Regions from separate parts of the Homo sapiens genome. Here region 1 is linked to region 2. The links are chromatin loops, found by intact Hi-C in ENCODE. Cell type or tissue: mammary epithelial cell. All regions are shown on one strand. Each heading gives the region's core, and the rest is flanking DNA. Links, peaks and the distances in the headings are about the cores only.

What was found. Hi-C counts contacts between places; a loop is a spot of excess contacts. Peaks named below come from ENCODE experiments on the same cell type or tissue, not always from the same donor. Only the 100,000 strongest peaks of a DNase experiment are listed, where the experiment ranks them.
Region 1: it touches region 2 in a loop (15-fold over the local background); 17 of 110 quality-filtered maps call a loop at or near these places.

Annotation. Positions count from the first base shown.
Region 1 is chr6:29,787,321-29,795,651 of GRCh38, forward strand. It overlaps HCG4 (HLA complex group 4), which reads right to left and starts at 5,753. Exons shown (of 1, transcript NR_002139.2): 1 at 3,711-5,753. It also overlaps the pseudogene HLA-V. RefSeq lists an enhancer at 2,901-4,100. In mammary epithelial cell, for the core only: a CTCF peak has its summit at 5,228; DNase peaks (open chromatin) are centred at 3,501, 4,041 and 4,691; H3K4me3 peaks cover 2,465 bases; H3K27ac peaks cover 3,667 bases.
Region 2 is chr6:29,939,069-29,947,399 of GRCh38, forward strand. It overlaps HLA-A (major histocompatibility complex, class I, A), which reads left to right and starts at 3,464. Exons shown (of 8, transcript NM_002116.8): 1 at 3,464-3,558; 2 at 3,689-3,958; 3 at 4,200-4,475; 4 at 5,054-5,329; 5 at 5,432-5,548; 6 at 5,991-6,023; 7 at 6,166-6,213; 8 at 6,383-6,802. The coding sequence starts at 3,486. The coding sequence ends at 6,387. LOC124901298 (a long non-coding RNA gene) reads right to left here and starts at 6,525. Exons shown (of 3, transcript XR_007059541.1): 1 at 5,713-6,525. It also overlaps the pseudogene HCG4P5. In mammary epithelial cell, for the core only: a CTCF peak has its summit at 3,803 (motif pointing right); DNase peaks (open chromatin) are centred at 2,123, 2,633 and 3,363; H3K4me3 peaks cover 1,988 bases; H3K27ac peaks cover 2,214 bases.

The DNA of each region.
Region 1 (8,331 bases), core at 273-8,272, 150 kb before region 2:
GATTAAAGACTTAAATGTAAAACACAAAATTATAAAAACCCTGAAAGAAAATCTAGGCAATACCATTCAGGACACAGGCATGGGCAAAGATTTTATGATGAAATCGCCAAGAGCATCTGCCACAAAAGCAAAAATTGGCATATGGGATCTAATTAAACAAAAGAGCATCTGCACAGAAAAAGAAACTATCAGAGTGAACAGACACCCTACAGAATGGGAGAAAATTTTTGCAATCTATCTATCTTACAAAGGTCTAATATTCAGAATCTATAAAGAACTTAAGCAAATTTACATGAAAAAAACTTCATTAAAAAGTGAACAAAGGACATGAAGAGACATTTCACAAAATAAGATGTACATGTGGCCAAAAAAACATGAAAAAAAGCTCAACATCACTGATTACAGAAATGCAAATCAAAACCACAAATGAGATACCATCTAATGCCAGTCAGAATGGCAATTATTTAAAACTACATAAACACCAGATGCTGGCGAGGTTGTGGAGAAATAGGAAGGCTTTTACACTGTTGCTGGAAATGTAAATTGGTTGAACCATTGTGGAAGACAGTTTGGTGATTCCTCAAAGATTTAGAACCAGAAATACCATTTGACCCAGCAATCCCATTACAGGGTATACATCCAAAGGAAAATAAATCACTCTATTATAAAGATACATGCATGTGTATGCTTATTGCAGCACTATCCACAATAGCAAAGACATGGAATCAGCCCAAATGCCCATCAATGATGTACTGCATTAAGAAAATATGGTACATATACACCATGGAATATTATGCAGCCACAAAAAGGAATGAGATTCAGTCTTTTGCAGGGATATGGATGAAGCTGGAAGCCATCCTCAGCAAACTAACACAGGAACAGAAAGCCAAACACCACATGTTCTCACTTATAATTGGGAGATGAGCAATGAGAACACATGGACACAAGGAGAGGAACATCACACACTGGTGCCTGCTGGGGGAGGGCAGTGGTGGGAGGAGTATTAGGAAAAAATAGCTAATGCATGCCAGGGTTAATACATAGGTGATGGTTTGATAGGTGCAGCAAACCACCATGGCACACATTTACCTATGTAACAAACCTGCGCATCCTGCACACATAACCTGGAACTTAAAATTAAATTAAATTAAAAGACAAGCTAAAAGGGTTAACGAAAAATAATTAGATAAAAAAATTTTGATTTTCAAAATCCTGAAACAAGAGTTTTAAATTTGCTTTTAATATATATTCAAATCCTTTAATACTGTTCCCTTCCAGAGATGCTGCTTAATTTCCTCTCTTGAGTGTGGCTGGGACTTAATGATGCATTTCTGATATGGTCTGGCTCTGAGTTCCCACCAAATTCTCATCTTGAATTGTCATGCAAATTGTAATCCCTATGTATCGGGGGAGGGACCTCCTGGGAGGTGATTGGATCACGGGTATGGTACCCCCATGCTGCTCTTATGATGCTGAGGGAATTCTCATGAGATCTGATGGTTTTATGAGGTATTTTTCCCCACTTCGATCTGCAATTCTCTCTCCTGCCACCATGTGAAGAAGGACGTGTTTGCCTCCACTTCTGCCATGATTGTAAGTTTCATGGGGCAGCCTTCTCAGCAATGCAGAACTATGAGTCAATTAAACCTCTTTCCTTTATAAATTACCCAGTCTCAGGTATTTCTTTATAGCAATGTGAGAACGGACTAATACAACTTCTAACTGGTAATGCTGACATAAGAGTTTGTGACTCTGGGTGTAGAACATAAAACTCACTGCAGCCTCCCCCTTCTCTCTCAATGTCTCTGGAATCATGAGCTCTGGGGGAAGCCACCTGCTGTGCCATAAGCAGCCCTGAAGGAAGGTCCATGTGGCTGAGAACTGGGGCCTTCTGGGAACAGAAAACAAGGAACTAGGGCTTTTCCAACAGCCATGTGACCCATCCATGTTTCATGTGAATCCTCAGTCCCAGTGAAGCACTCAGATGATGCAGGCCTAGGCTGACAACTGGACTGCAACCTTGTGAGAGGCCCTGAGCAAGAAGCACTCAGGGAAACCTCTCCTGGATTCCTGACCATTGGAACCTGCGGGAGATGATGAATATTTGCCATTTTGAGCTGCTAAGTTTTACATAATTTGTTATGCAATAGTAAATAACTAACACATTTTCACAAAAGAGGATGTAGTATTACACATTAATTTGCATTTGCTCTAAATTTATCATTATTATTAATATTATTGTTATTGAGACAGGGTCTCGCTCTGTCGCCCAGGCTGGAGTGCAGTGGCATGATCACCATGCACTGCAGTGTCGACTTCCTGGGCTCAAGGGACCCTCTTATCTCAGCGTCCTGAGTAACTGGGACTACAGGCATGAAGCACCACGCCTGGCTAATTTTCTAAATTTTTTTGTAGAGATGGGGGTTTCTCCATGTTGCCCAGGCTGATCTTCAACATCTGGAGTCAACAAATCTGCCTTCCTCTGCCTTCCACGGTGCTAGAATCACAGGTGTGAGCCACCACACCTGGCCTAAATTAATTATAAGACATTACACATGTAACTTAGTTTTAAAAGGTAAGGAGAATGTCCATGGCTGAAGAGGATGCATTTTATTACCATTCACAATGATCACTTTACTTGAACTTCAATTTCCAACTGTGTCCAAATTAAACACAAAAGGAAGATCCAACCCTTGCTGGGCTGATTCTTTGATGGCCCCCAACAGCCACCTCCCGGTCATTCACTTTCCCCCAGTTATTCAAGCAACTCTAGTGTAGATGCTGCTGTGAAGGGATTTAGCAGATATAACTAAGGGCCTCAATTAGTTGACTTTAGGCTGGGTTTATCCTGCTTTGACTGTCCTAATAAGGTGAGTCCTTGAAAGGTCTGTGTTCTTTCTGAGCATAGAGATTTGCAGTGTGAGAGGGATTCAGCATGAGGGGTTTCCTCTACCGTGGGCTTTGAAAATGAAGAGGCTGTGTAGGAAAGAACACTGTTAGGCACCAGGAATTGAGCACAACCCTGCCTATTCTCTGTATTGACAGCCAGCAAGGAACAGAAACCTCAGTCTTACAACTGCCAGAAACTGCATTCTGCCACCTCTGTATAAGCCTGAAGGAGGATTCAAAATGAAAACACAGCTTTTGGAAGCCCAGAACAGGGATTCTATCCACATCTTGCCCAGATTTCTGACCAAGGAAGTATAAGCAGATAAATGGGTGTTGTTTTGCCAGTCGTGGTAGTGCACGAATGAATTGATGAATTGATATGCACACTAATTACATAAAATAAAATATTTCTTAACTTTTTCAGTATTTTACATTTTATAATTTTCTGTGATGCAATTTAATAGACTCATATTTCATTCATTCAGTCAAGAAAAATTAATTTAATCCCTACAATGAACCAGGTGTGCCCTCATATGCTTACGTGCCTGACATTCCAGAAGCTTCACAAGACCAAGGTGGAGCCAGTGGAATGTTTTAGGTGGAGAAATGACACACTCTGACTCACAGGAGCAGGACCACTGTGCAGAGAACAGTCACGTAGCAGGTAATGGGACAGTGCTAGTGTCACAAATAAGGAGTGACAAGGTGGTGGGGACTAAGGGGAGAGGAGGGCCTGAGGCATGAGAGGAATGGAGGGAAGGGCTGGAGATGCAGGAGGTGAGGAAATGGAGCAGAGGGAAAGAATTCGAAAGCAGCAGAACTCAGGTTTAAACACATTGTTTTATATATTTTAATACATCAATCTACAGAGCCTTGCAGGGTGATCTTTGCAGTTGGCCTTTAATACCTTATGTGGGTCTGCCTAAAAACTAATTTTTTTATGTTAATCAGGTTTAAAAAATACTAAGTGTTCATATAAAATATACACAACACTTAGAAGTGGATACTTCCTAAAAACAGGCAGTGCATGAGCACTGGTGAGGGGCATTGTGACTGCATTGAGTGCTTGCCACTGTGAGATGAATAAAGTCCGTACTGGCTCCTGGTTACAACATATAGTAACACAGTGGCTACCTTGTATTAGGAGATGTCCTGGACTCACACAGAAACTCAGGGCTATGGAATGAAGGTAAATTTAAAATACTACAAGCGGGAGTCACAGATACATTGTCTGGGAAAGTGAAACTTAGGAGCTTTGTGATTCCTGTTGTAATGCTTTTAGACACATTTATATGTCAAGGGACCAAAGTCACATTTTTGGCCGATTAGATTCCTGATCATTAGGAGTTACCAAGATTCTGCTACCCACTGTAGTTAATAAACAAAAAGCAAACTGGTCTCTATTCTATCTCATGCACTCAGGCACAACTTTTCCAGATTTAAAAAACAAACAAACAACAACAACAAAAAACCCTGTCTCTACACCTCCATTCCCAGGGCAAGCTCACTCTCTGGCAACAAGCTCCCTGGGGTGATTTTTCTTCTAGAAGAGTCCACGGGGACAGGTAAGGAGTAGGAGGCAGGGAGTCCAGTTCTGGGACGGGGATTCCGTGATGCAAAGTGAAGAGAGAGGGACGGGGCCCATTCCGAGGGTTTCTCCCTGGTTTCTCAGACAGCTCCTGGGCCAAGACTCAGGGAAACATTGAGACAGAGCGCTTGGCACAGAAGTAGCGGGGTCAGGGCGAAGTCCCAGGGCCTCAGGCGTGGCTCTCAGGATCTCAGGCCCCAAAGGCGGTGTATGGATTGGGGAGGCCCAGCGCTGGGCATTCCCCATCTTTGCAGGGTTTCTCTTCTCCCTCTCCCAACCTGTGTCGGGTCCTTCTTCCTGGGTACTCACCGGGCTGCCCCAGTTCTCACTCCCATTGAGTGTCGGGTTTCTAGAGAAGCCAATCAATGTAGCCGCGGTCCCGGTTCTAAAGTTCCCACGCACCCACCGGGACTCCGATTCTTCCCAGTCGCCGAGGATGGTGTCATGGCGCCCCGAACCCTGCTTCTGCTGCTCTCGGGGGCCCTGGTCCTGACCCAGACCTGGGCAGGTGAGTGCGGGGTCGGGAGGGAAACGGCGTCTGTGGGGAGTAGCTAGGGGCCTGCCCGGCGGGGGCGCAGGAACCCGGTTGCGGTGCCGGGAGGAGGGTCGGGAGGGTCTCAGCCCCCTCCTTGCTCCCAGGCTTCCACTCCTTGAGGTATTTCCACACCACCATGTCCCGGCCCGGCCGCGCGGATCCCCGCTTCCTCTCCGTGGGCGACGTGGACGACACGCAGTGCGTGCGGCTCGACAGCGACGCCACGAGTCCCAGGATGGAGCCGCGGGCGCCGTGGATGGAGCAGGAGGGGCCGGAATATTGGGAAGAGGAGACAGGGACCGCCAAGGCCAAAGCACAGTTTTACCGAGTGAACCTGCGGACCCTGAGCGGCTACTACAACCAGAGTGAGGCCTGTGAGTGACACCGGCCGGGGGCGCAGGTCACTACCCCTCCACATCCCCCACGGACCGCCCGGGTCTCCCCGAGTCTCTGGGTCCGAGATCCACGCCGAGGCAGCGGGACCTGGAGACCCTTGACCCGGGAGAGGCCCAGGAGCCGTTACCCGGTTTCATTTTCAGCCAAAATCCCCGCAGGTTGGTCCTGGCGAGGGCGGGGCTCGGTGGGCGGGGCTGGCCGCGGGGGCGGGGCCAGGGTCTCACACCCATCTAGAGGATGTCTGTCTGCGACGTGGGGTCGGACGGGCGCCTACTCCGCGGGTATCACCAGCTTGCTTACGATGGCAAGGATTACATCGTCCTGAACGAGGACCTGTGCTCCTTGACAGCCGCAGACACGGCGGCTCAGATCACCCAGCTCAAGTGGGAGGCGGCCCGGGGGGCGGAGGTTCATCCTCACAGGGATAGGCACCTATTAGATGTGGTGTGGTTTTCCTCTCTACTCTTAGACCCTCAGCCAGTATCACTATTGGCATTCCTGAGCCACTGGCTCAGAATTTCAGTACATTATCTGCCCGCGGGACACACCTCAGAGGAAAGGGGATGAAGCGTGGTCCATGACCATGGCACCCCCTGGTCTTATCACCACCTGCACCTCCCAGGGGCTGCCAGCCACACAGAGTCATGGACAGGTCTCTACAGACACAACTTAGTGCCAGCTTGGATGAAACCCTCTGAGGAATGGGTGCCATCTTTCAGGATGTGGTGCATGTATTGAATCAAAGATGTCTCTATAGTGCTGTGTTTACAGAAGGAAGAATACGTGGGTCCAAAAACCAAGAAGTAGAAGCAGGTGTGGCTCCATATCTAAACCCTTATATTCACCTTCAGGGTGATTTTGCACTTCTCATCTCCAATATCTGGGCTCTGTAGGGGAGGAGGTCCTGGTTTCCCAAAGGGGGCACCCTGGCAAGGAGACATTTAAATGAGAGTCCATGGAAATATACATTATGGCTGCCCCCAGGGATGTTTGAATAGTATGTGTCCAGATACAAGCAGGTGAGAAGAGGAGGAGGCAGGGCTGCTATCACACAAGGAGGGCAGGAGATGTGTGTGTGGAAATAAGAGATCCACTTGGAGACCTTATGGTTCCCCTTGTCCTGTTGTAAGTGTGAGCAGAATCATCCAGCAACCCAGCCTGAGAGGGTTTCATATTCAAGAGCCCAGAACCCTCAGGAAGGAAGGATTGAGTGATACTCACAGGTAATGTCCCAAGGCTGTGCTCCTGTGCTCTGACATCCTCAGCAGGATTGGTGCAAAGCCCTGCTTCCCATGGGCTGTTCCCAGCCAGTGACTGGTCACAGCAGGCATTAAGGCAAGCCATTCCTGGGAGACACGGGACTCCTCTGATGGCTAACTGTAGCTGGAAGACTCCTCCACGGCCTTGCTCAACTCTCCTTAGATTGCCTGTGCTCTAGGATGCGTCAAACAAACTTTCTCTCCTTCTGTCCAGCACTTGGGGTCACACTTGCATCGTGGTCTGCCGCCTTTTCTCAGGGATTTCTGGCTCACTTCCCATATTCCCTTACGGGTGTGTCCCCTTATAAGATGTCGCAGACTTTAAGCTCATCTTGGCATCTGCTCCTTGAAGGACTTGGACTAAAAATTATTTCCATCTGCATATCAATAACTCTTATTCCAACCTGTAAAATCCTTCTCTTTATCCAACTTCTGCCACCCCCACAGAATCTATTTTACTTGTGTGTGTAGTATCTCTTTGAGTTAACAGATATTTGTTCTATTAAGCTACTAAATTTTGAGGTAGTTTGTGACACAGCACTTGATAACTATTAAGGCTTTCTTAAGTTTCCATTATTCCATGGATATTATCTACATATCTTTTAATCCCTTGCATTTTAATAACATTAGCTATACTTGCTGTTTCCAACTCTTTCCTCCTATTTTTGAACATTTTAAATTTTGTCTTTCTCTGTCCTTCCTTCCTTCTTTCCTCCTTTCCTCCCTCAGAGCTTTCTCCCTCCCTCCATTTTTTTCATAAACTCCAAGTGTTTAGGCCAAAAGGAAGCATTATTTGAACTTTATGCTAAAAGTATAATGCCGTAATTTATAATATAAAAGTAAAGAAAAGGAAGTTGTTAATGGAATATGAAAAAATGCCTAGGGTGATTCTATAGCCAAGACAGTACCTTTTAACATTTAATTTCTGCCTCCAACTGAATGTTTTCAGAACACATGAGCAACACAAGCTCTTTCCCATTCTTGGTACAAGCACTTGAGAAATCAAATTAGCCTTATCTAGTATGATTAATGTCCATACATCATATAATCCCACCATCTGCCTCCTGATCATACCCCCTGGGGACATTCTTGGCTATGTGTCCAGGAGACATGTACACCAATGTTTATGGCAAAAACTGGAAACAATCACATATACATCAATGGGAATTAACAAAATAGTCGTATAATAATAAAAAGTAAAACTTCAGCAGCAACAGTGAATGAACAGCACCCTCCCACATCAGAGATAACTCTCCTACACATAACATGCATCAGCATCACAGAAGAATGCACATTGTGTGAGTTCTCTGTACGGGGAAGTTAAAAAAAGCAGGTCAAACTGTGATTTGGATATATATATATATACTTATTGTAAAAATCTTTAGAGACAATGAAAAGGAATAGTAAATACAAGACTCAAGATAGAAGTTCCTTTTGGGGAATAGAATTGGACAACAGCCGAGGGTGGCTTCATAGGTTTTGTTTTTTATGCCAGGAGGGGATGTCCAGGTAGTTAAGTTACTTGATCATAAATCTTTCTTTCTTTCTTTCCTTCCTTCCTTCCTTCCTTCCTTCCTTCCTTCCTTCCTTCCTTCCTTCTTTCCTTCTTTTCTTTCTTTCTTTCTTTCTCTTTCTTTCTTTCTTTCTTTCTTTCTTTCTTTCTT
Region 2 (8,331 bases), core at 164-8,163:
ATACAACTTCTAACTTATAGAATAGTGCCAACATAACAGTTTGTGACTCTGGGTGTAGAACATAAAACTAACTGCGGCTTCCACCTTCTCTCTCTCTGAATCTGGGATCATGAGCTCTGGGGGAAGCCAGCCGCTGTGCCATAAGCAGCCCTGCAGGAAGGTCCACATGACTGAGAACTGAGGCCTTCTGGGAACAGACAACAAGGAACCAGGCCTTTTCCAACAGCCATGTGACTGATCCATGTTTCTTGTGAATTCCCAGCCCCAGCGAAGCCCTCAGATGCTGCGGCCCCTGGCTGACAACTGGAGTGCAACCTTGTGAGAGGCCCTGAGCAGGAAGCACTCAGGGAAACCTCTCCTGGATTCCTGACGATTGGAAACTGTGGGAGATGAGAAACATTTGTTGTTTCGAGCTAAGTTTTACGTAATTTGTTATGCAACAGTAAATAATATATTTTCACAAGAGAGGATGTATTATTACACATCAAATTGCATTTGCTCTAAATGTGTCATCATCATCATTATTATTTTTGAGACAGGGTCTTGCTCTGTCACCCAGGCTGGAATGCAGTGGCATGATCACCATGCACTGCAGTGTCGAACGCCTGGGGTCAAGGGACTCTCTGACCTCAGCCTCCTGAGTAGCTGCGACTACCATCATGAACTACCATGCCTGGCTAATTTTCTAATTTTTTGTATAGATGGAGGTTTTGCCCAGGCTGATCTTGAACTTCTGGAGTCAACAAATCTCCATTCCTCTGCCTTCCACAGTGCTAGGATGACAGATGTGAGCCACCACACCTGGCCTAAATTAATTATAAGATATTAAACATGTAACTTAGTTTTAAAAAGTAAGGACAATTTCCATGGCTGAAGAGGATGTATTTTATGACCATTCACAATGATCACGTTACTTGAACTTCACTTTCCAACTGTGTCCCAATTAAACACAAAAGGAAGATCCAACCCTTGCTAGGCTGATTCTATGATGGCCTCAACAAGCAGCTCCTGGTCATTCACCTTCCTCCAGTTATTCAACCAACTCTAATGTAGGTGCTGCTGTGAAGGGATTTAGCAGATATAATTAAGGGTCTCAATTAGTTGACTTTATGCTGGGTTTATCCTGCTTGGACTGTCCTAATCAGGTGAGTCCTTGAAAGGACTGGGTTCTTCATGAGCATAGAGACTTACAGTGTGAAAGGGACTCAGCATGAGGGGTTTCCTCCACCATGGGCTTTGAAAAGGAAGGGGCTATGGGCCGGGCGCGGTGGCTCACGCCTGTAATCCCGACACTTTGGGAGGCCGAGGCGGGCGGATCATGAGGTCAGGAGGTCGAGACAATCCTGGCTAACAAGGTGAAACCCTGTCTCTACTAAGAAAAAAAAAATTAGAGCATAGTGGTGGGCGCCTGTAGTCCCAGCTACTTGGGACTGAGACAGGAGAATGGTGTGAACCCAGGAGGCGGAGCTTGTAGTGAGCAGAGATCATTGGGCCACTGTACCCCAGCCTGGGCTACAGAGCCAGACTCCGTCTCAAAAAAAAAAAAAAAAAGAAAAATTAAGGGGCTGTGTAGGAAAGAACGCTGGTGAGCACCGGGAATTGAGCCCCTCCCAGTTCTCTACATTGACAGCTAGCCAGGAACAGGGACCTCAGTCTTACAACTGCAAGAAACTGCATTCTGCCACCTCTGTATAAACCCGAAGGAGGATTCAAAATGAAAACACAGCTTTTGGAAGCCCAGAATGGAGATTCTATCCACATCTTGCCCAGATTTCTGACCAAGGAACTATAAGCAGATAAATGTGTGTTGTTTTGCCAGGCATGGTAGTGTGCGAATGAATTGATGAATTGATATACACACTAGTTGCATAAAATAAAATCTTTCTGAACTTTTTCAGTGTTTTACAGTTTATAATTATCTGTGATGCAATTTAATACACTCATATTTCATTCATTAAGTCAACAAAAATTAACTTAGTCCCTACAATGAACGAGGTATCCCCTCATATGCTCAAGTGCCTGACACTCCAGAAGCTTCACAAGACCGAGGTGGAGACACTGGAGTGTTTTAAGTGGAGAAATGACACACTCCGACTCACAGGAGCAGGGCCACTGTGAAAAGAACAGTTACGTAGCAGGTCATGGGACAGTGCTAGTGTCACAATTCATGAGTGACAGTGTGGTGGGAACTAAGGGGAGAGGAGGGCCTGAAGGATGAGAAGGATGGAGGGAAGGGCTGGAGAAGCAGGAGGTGAGGAAAAGGAGCAGAGGAAAGAATTTGAAAGCAGCAGAATTCTTAGGTTTAAAGACATTGTTTTATGGATTTTAATACATCAATCTACAGAGCCTAGGAGGGTGTCCTTGGCAGTTGTCTTTTAATACCTCATGTGGGTCTGCCTAAAAACTATTTTTTATGTTAATCAGGTTTAAAAATTACTAAGTGTTCCTATAAAATATACACAACACTTAGAAGTGGATACTTCCTAAAAACAGGCAGTGCATGAGCACTAGTGAGGGGCATTGTGACTGCCTTGAACAGTTGCAACTTTGAGGTGAATAAAGCCTGTAATGGCTTCTGGTTGCAACATATAGGAACACAGTGGCTACTTTGTATTGAGGAGATGTCGTGGACTCACACAGAAACTCAGAGCTAAGGAATGATGGCAAATTTAAAGTAAGACAAGCAGGAGTCACAGATACATTGTCTGGGAAAGTGCAACTTAGTAGCTTTGTGAGTCCTGTTGTAATGCTTTTGGACACATTTATACATTAAGGGGCCAAAGTCACATTTTTTACCTATTAGATTCCTGATCATTCAGGGGTTACCAAGATTCTGCTACCCACTGTAGTTAATAAACAAAGAGCAAATTGGTCTCTATTCTGTCTCATGCACTCAGGCACAACTTTTCCGGATTAAAAACAAAAACAACAACAACAAAAATCTACACCTCCATTCCCAGATCAAGCTTACTCTCTGGCACCAAACTCCATGGGGTGATTTTTCTTCTAGAAGAGTCCAGGTGGACAGGTAAGGAGTGGGAGTCAGGGAGTCCAGTTCAGGGACAGAGATAATGGGATGAAAAGTGAAAGGAGAGGGACGGGGCCCATGCCGAGGGTTTCTCCCTTGTTTCTCAGACAGCTCCTGGGCCAAGACTCAGGGAGACATTGAGACAGAGCGCTTCGCACAGGAGCAGAGGGGTCAGGGCGAAGTCCCAGGGCCCCAGGCGTGGCTCTCAGAGTCTCAGGCCCCGAAGGCGGTGTATGGATTGGGGAGTCCCAGCCTTGGGGATTCCCCAACTCCGCAGTTTCTTTTCTCCCTCTCCCAACCTACGTAGGGTCCTTCATCCTGGATACTCACGACGCGGACCCAGTTCTCACTCCCATTGGGTGTCGGGTTTCCAGAGAAGCCAATCAGTGTCGTCGCGGTCGCTGTTCTAAAGCCCGCACGCACCCACCGGGACTCAGATTCTCCCCAGACGCCGAGGATGGCCGTCATGGCGCCCCGAACCCTCCTCCTGCTACTCTCGGGGGCCCTGGCCCTGACCCAGACCTGGGCGGGTGAGTGCGGGGTCGGGAGGGAAACCGCCTCTGCGGGGAGAAGCAAGGGGCCCTCCTGGCGGGGGCGCAGGACCGGGGGAGCCGCGCCGGGACGAGGGTCGGGCAGGTCTCAGCCACTGCTCGCCCCCAGGCTCCCACTCCATGAGGTATTTCTTCACATCCGTGTCCCGGCCCGGCCGCGGGGAGCCCCGCTTCATCGCCGTGGGCTACGTGGACGACACGCAGTTCGTGCGGTTCGACAGCGACGCCGCGAGCCAGAGGATGGAGCCGCGGGCGCCGTGGATAGAGCAGGAGGGGCCGGAGTATTGGGACCAGGAGACACGGAATGTGAAGGCCCAGTCACAGACTGACCGAGTGGACCTGGGGACCCTGCGCGGCTACTACAACCAGAGCGAGGCCGGTGAGTGACCCCGGCCGGGGGCGCAGGTCAGGACCCCTCATCCCCCACGGACGGGCCAGGTCGCCCACAGTCTCCGGGTCCGAGATCCACCCCGAAGCCGCGGGACCCCGAGACCCTTGCCCCGGGAGAGGCCCAGGCGCCTTTACCCGGTTTCATTTTCAGTTTAGGCCAAAAATCCCCCCGGGTTGGTCGGGGCTGGGCGGGGCTCGGGGGACTGGGCTGACCGCGGGGTCGGGGCCAGGTTCTCACACCATCCAGATAATGTATGGCTGCGACGTGGGGTCGGACGGGCGCTTCCTCCGCGGGTACCGGCAGGACGCCTACGACGGCAAGGATTACATCGCCCTGAACGAGGACCTGCGCTCTTGGACCGCGGCGGACATGGCGGCTCAGATCACCAAGCGCAAGTGGGAGGCGGCCCATGAGGCGGAGCAGTTGAGAGCCTACCTGGATGGCACGTGCGTGGAGTGGCTCCGCAGATACCTGGAGAACGGGAAGGAGACGCTGCAGCGCACGGGTACCAGGGGCCACGGGGCGCCTCCCTGATCGCCTGTAGATCTCCCGGGCTGGCCTCCCACAAGGAGGGGAGACAATTGGGACCAACACTAGAATATCACCCTCCCTCTGGTCCTGAGGGAGAGGAATCCTCCTGGGTTCCAGATCCTGTACCAGAGAGTGACTCTGAGGTTCCGCCCTGCTCTCTGACACAATTAAGGGATAAAATCTCTGAAGGAGTGACGGGAAGACGATCCCTCGAATACTGATGAGTGGTTCCCTTTGACACCGGCAGCAGCCTTGGGCCCGTGACTTTTCCTCTCAGGCCTTGTTCTCTGCTTCACACTCAATGTGTGTGGGGGTCTGAGTCCAGCACTTCTGAGTCCCTCAGCCTCCACTCAGGTCAGGACCAGAAGTCGCTGTTCCCTTCTCAGGGAATAGAAGATTATCCCAGGTGCCTGTGTCCAGGCTGGTGTCTGGGTTCTGTGCTCTCTTCCCCATCCCGGGTGTCCTGTCCATTCTCAAGATGGCCACATGCGTGCTGGTGGAGTGTCCCATGACAGATGCAAAATGCCTGAATTTTCTGACTCTTCCCGTCAGACCCCCCCAAGACACATATGACCCACCACCCCATCTCTGACCATGAGGCCACCCTGAGGTGCTGGGCCCTGGGCTTCTACCCTGCGGAGATCACACTGACCTGGCAGCGGGATGGGGAGGACCAGACCCAGGACACGGAGCTCGTGGAGACCAGGCCTGCAGGGGATGGAACCTTCCAGAAGTGGGCGGCTGTGGTGGTGCCTTCTGGAGAGGAGCAGAGATACACCTGCCATGTGCAGCATGAGGGTCTGCCCAAGCCCCTCACCCTGAGATGGGGTAAGGAGGGAGATGGGGGTGTCATGTCTCTTAGGGAAAGCAGGAGCCTCTCTGGAGACCTTTAGCAGGGTCAGGGCCCCTCACCTTCCCCTCTTTTCCCAGAGCTGTCTTCCCAGCCCACCATCCCCATCGTGGGCATCATTGCTGGCCTGGTTCTCCTTGGAGCTGTGATCACTGGAGCTGTGGTCGCTGCCGTGATGTGGAGGAGGAAGAGCTCAGGTGGAGAAGGGGTGAAGGGTGGGGTCTGAGATTTCTTGTCTCACTGAGGGTTCCAAGCCCCAGCTAGAAATGTGCCCTGTCTCATTACTGGGAAGCACCGTCCACAATCATGGGCCTACCCAGTCTGGGCCCTGTGTGCCAGCACTTACTCTTTTGTAAAGCACCTGTTAAAATGAAGGACAGATTTATCACCTTGATTACGGCGGTGATGGGACCTGATCCCAGCAGTCACAAGTCACAGGGGAAGGTCCCTGAGGACAGACCTCAGGAGGGCTATTGGTCCAGGACCCACACCTGCTTTCTTCATGTTTCCTGATCCCGCCCTGGGTCTGCAGTCACACATTTCTGGAAACTTCTCTGGGGTCCAAGACTAGGAGGTTCCTCTAGGACCTTAAGGCCCTGGCTCCTTTCTGGTATCTCACAGGACATTTTCTTCTCACAGATAGAAAAGGAGGGAGTTACACTCAGGCTGCAAGTAAGTATGAAGGAGGCTGATGCCTGAGGTCCTTGGGATATTGTGTTTGGGAGCCCATGGGGGAGCCCACCCACCTCACAATTCCTCCTCTAGCCACATCTTCTGTGGGATCTGACCAGGTTCTGTTTTTGTTCTACCCCAGGCAGTGACAGTGCCCAGGGCTCTGATGTGTCCCTCACAGCTTGTAAAGGTGAGAGCTTGGAGGACCTAATGTGTGTTGGGTGTTGGGCGGAACAGTGGACACAGCTGTGCTATGGGGTTTCTTTGCATTGGATGTATTGAGCATGCGATGGGCTGTTTAAGGTGTGACCCCTCACTGTGATGGATATGAATTTGTTCATGAATATTTTTTTCTATAGTGTGAGACAGCTGCCTTGTGTGGGACTGAGAGGCAAGAGTTGTTCCTGCCCTTCCCTTTGTGACTTGAAGAACCCTGACTTTGTTTCTGCAAAGGCACCTGCATGTGTCTGTGTTCGTGTAGGCATAATGTGAGGAGGTGGGGAGACCACCCCACCCCCATGTCCACCATGACCCTCTTCCCACGCTGACCTGTGCTCCCTCCCCAATCATCTTTCCTGTTCCAGAGAGGTGGGGCTGAGGTGTCTCCATCTCTGTCTCAACTTCATGGTGCACTGAGCTGTAACTTCTTCCTTCCCTATTAAAATTAGAACCTTAGTATAAATTTACTTTCTCAAATTCTTGCCATGAGAGGTTGATGAGTTAATTAAAGGAGAAGATTCCTAAAATTTGAGAGACAAAATAAATGGAAGACATGAGAACCTTCCAGAGTCCACGTGTTTCTTGTGCTGATTTGTTGCAGGGGAGGAGAGTAGATGGGGCTGTGCCCAGTTTCTGTTCTGGCCACCATGGGCTTTATGTGGTCACAGCTCACCTGGGTCATCTTTGCTGCTCCATTGTCCTTGGCCCTTCAGTAGAACCTTGTCCCACCAAGACCTGTGATCACAGGGAGTTGGATGTCACCTAGGGTGGTCCCTGCATACAAATCTCCTTGTGGTATCAAGAGACAAATTTTCAGACCTGTCCAGGTCTTGCCTTCCTCCCAGGGCTTTTTCCTTAATGGTATTTTCGATTTTTCTCCAATCTTTTTAAAGGAACCAGATTGTGACATTTGCAGAGAGGAGGGGTCCCATAGTTTCTCATCATGGTTAACTTTCTGTTGGAACTCCTCTTCTGCCCTCCTACTCTTCTTCCTGCTCTGAGTTGTAGTAATCCTAGTGCTGGCTCCAATCCAAACTCATAGATTTATAAAGCAGAGTCTAATTTAGATTCATATGTGGTTGGAAAATTGTACCCATAAGGCTAGGGTTATTGTTCCTGAAGAGAAATATATGGTTTTGTGCTGAAGTGTGCAGGAGGGTTGGTGTGGGAGGAGGGAGGACATACAAGCAGCCCTGGTGAGAAAAGCACTGGCGGCATGGATGTCCACGTGAACTTATGTTCTTTAGCTGCCACAAAACAGCATTTGCCCTGTGGCTACATTAATAAAGATATGGGCTTTAGAATAGGGAGGTGCTCTACAGTGATCATTCATTCAACTGACATTTGTTGTCTGCTAGGGATATGACTGCTTTTGCATTTAGAAAGCATCCTTAAAGTAAAAACAGAAAAATGTCTGGGGTTATGGTGCATACGTTCTAGATGCAGGCTTGTCCAACCCGCGGCTCGTGGGCTGCATGTGGCCCAGGACAATTTTGAATGTGAGGACTTTTTTGCTTATCTGTGGTGAACCTGAGTCCTGGAGTGAGTGCACCCACCTCCCTCAGGGTCAGGAGTGAATGCTTTAGGAACCCTCCTTTTCAGTGACCTGCAAAAGATAGAGGGCACATTTACTGTGATAACCCAGAGTATCAGCCAAGGGGGCTTGACCTTCAAGGAGTTGTGGGGAAGGTTAATAAAGGGTGGTGTCCCAGGGTCAGAAAAGATGGGCAGACAGCAAGGGCACTGCTTGATATCTATGATAAGCATGTGGAATTGAGGAGCAAGCTTCAGATTCAGAATCCAGTGACTAAGGACATATCTATATCCCTAAGAGAAAGAACCTTGGGACACGATGATGGTTATATGCTGGGACAATTCCATCAGCCCTTCTGCAAAGGAGCCTATAGCCATTTAATCAGGAGATGGGATAAGTATTAACATTGGGTGTGAGCTGACATTGCTGCCCAGATTCCTACAGCACCATTATGTCCCCCATCACACTGGGGCTTACAGAGGCCAGGGAATAAACCTAGATACATTATGCCCCATGGTGGAATCACCAGTTCCATAAATCCTGTCCTGGTTATCT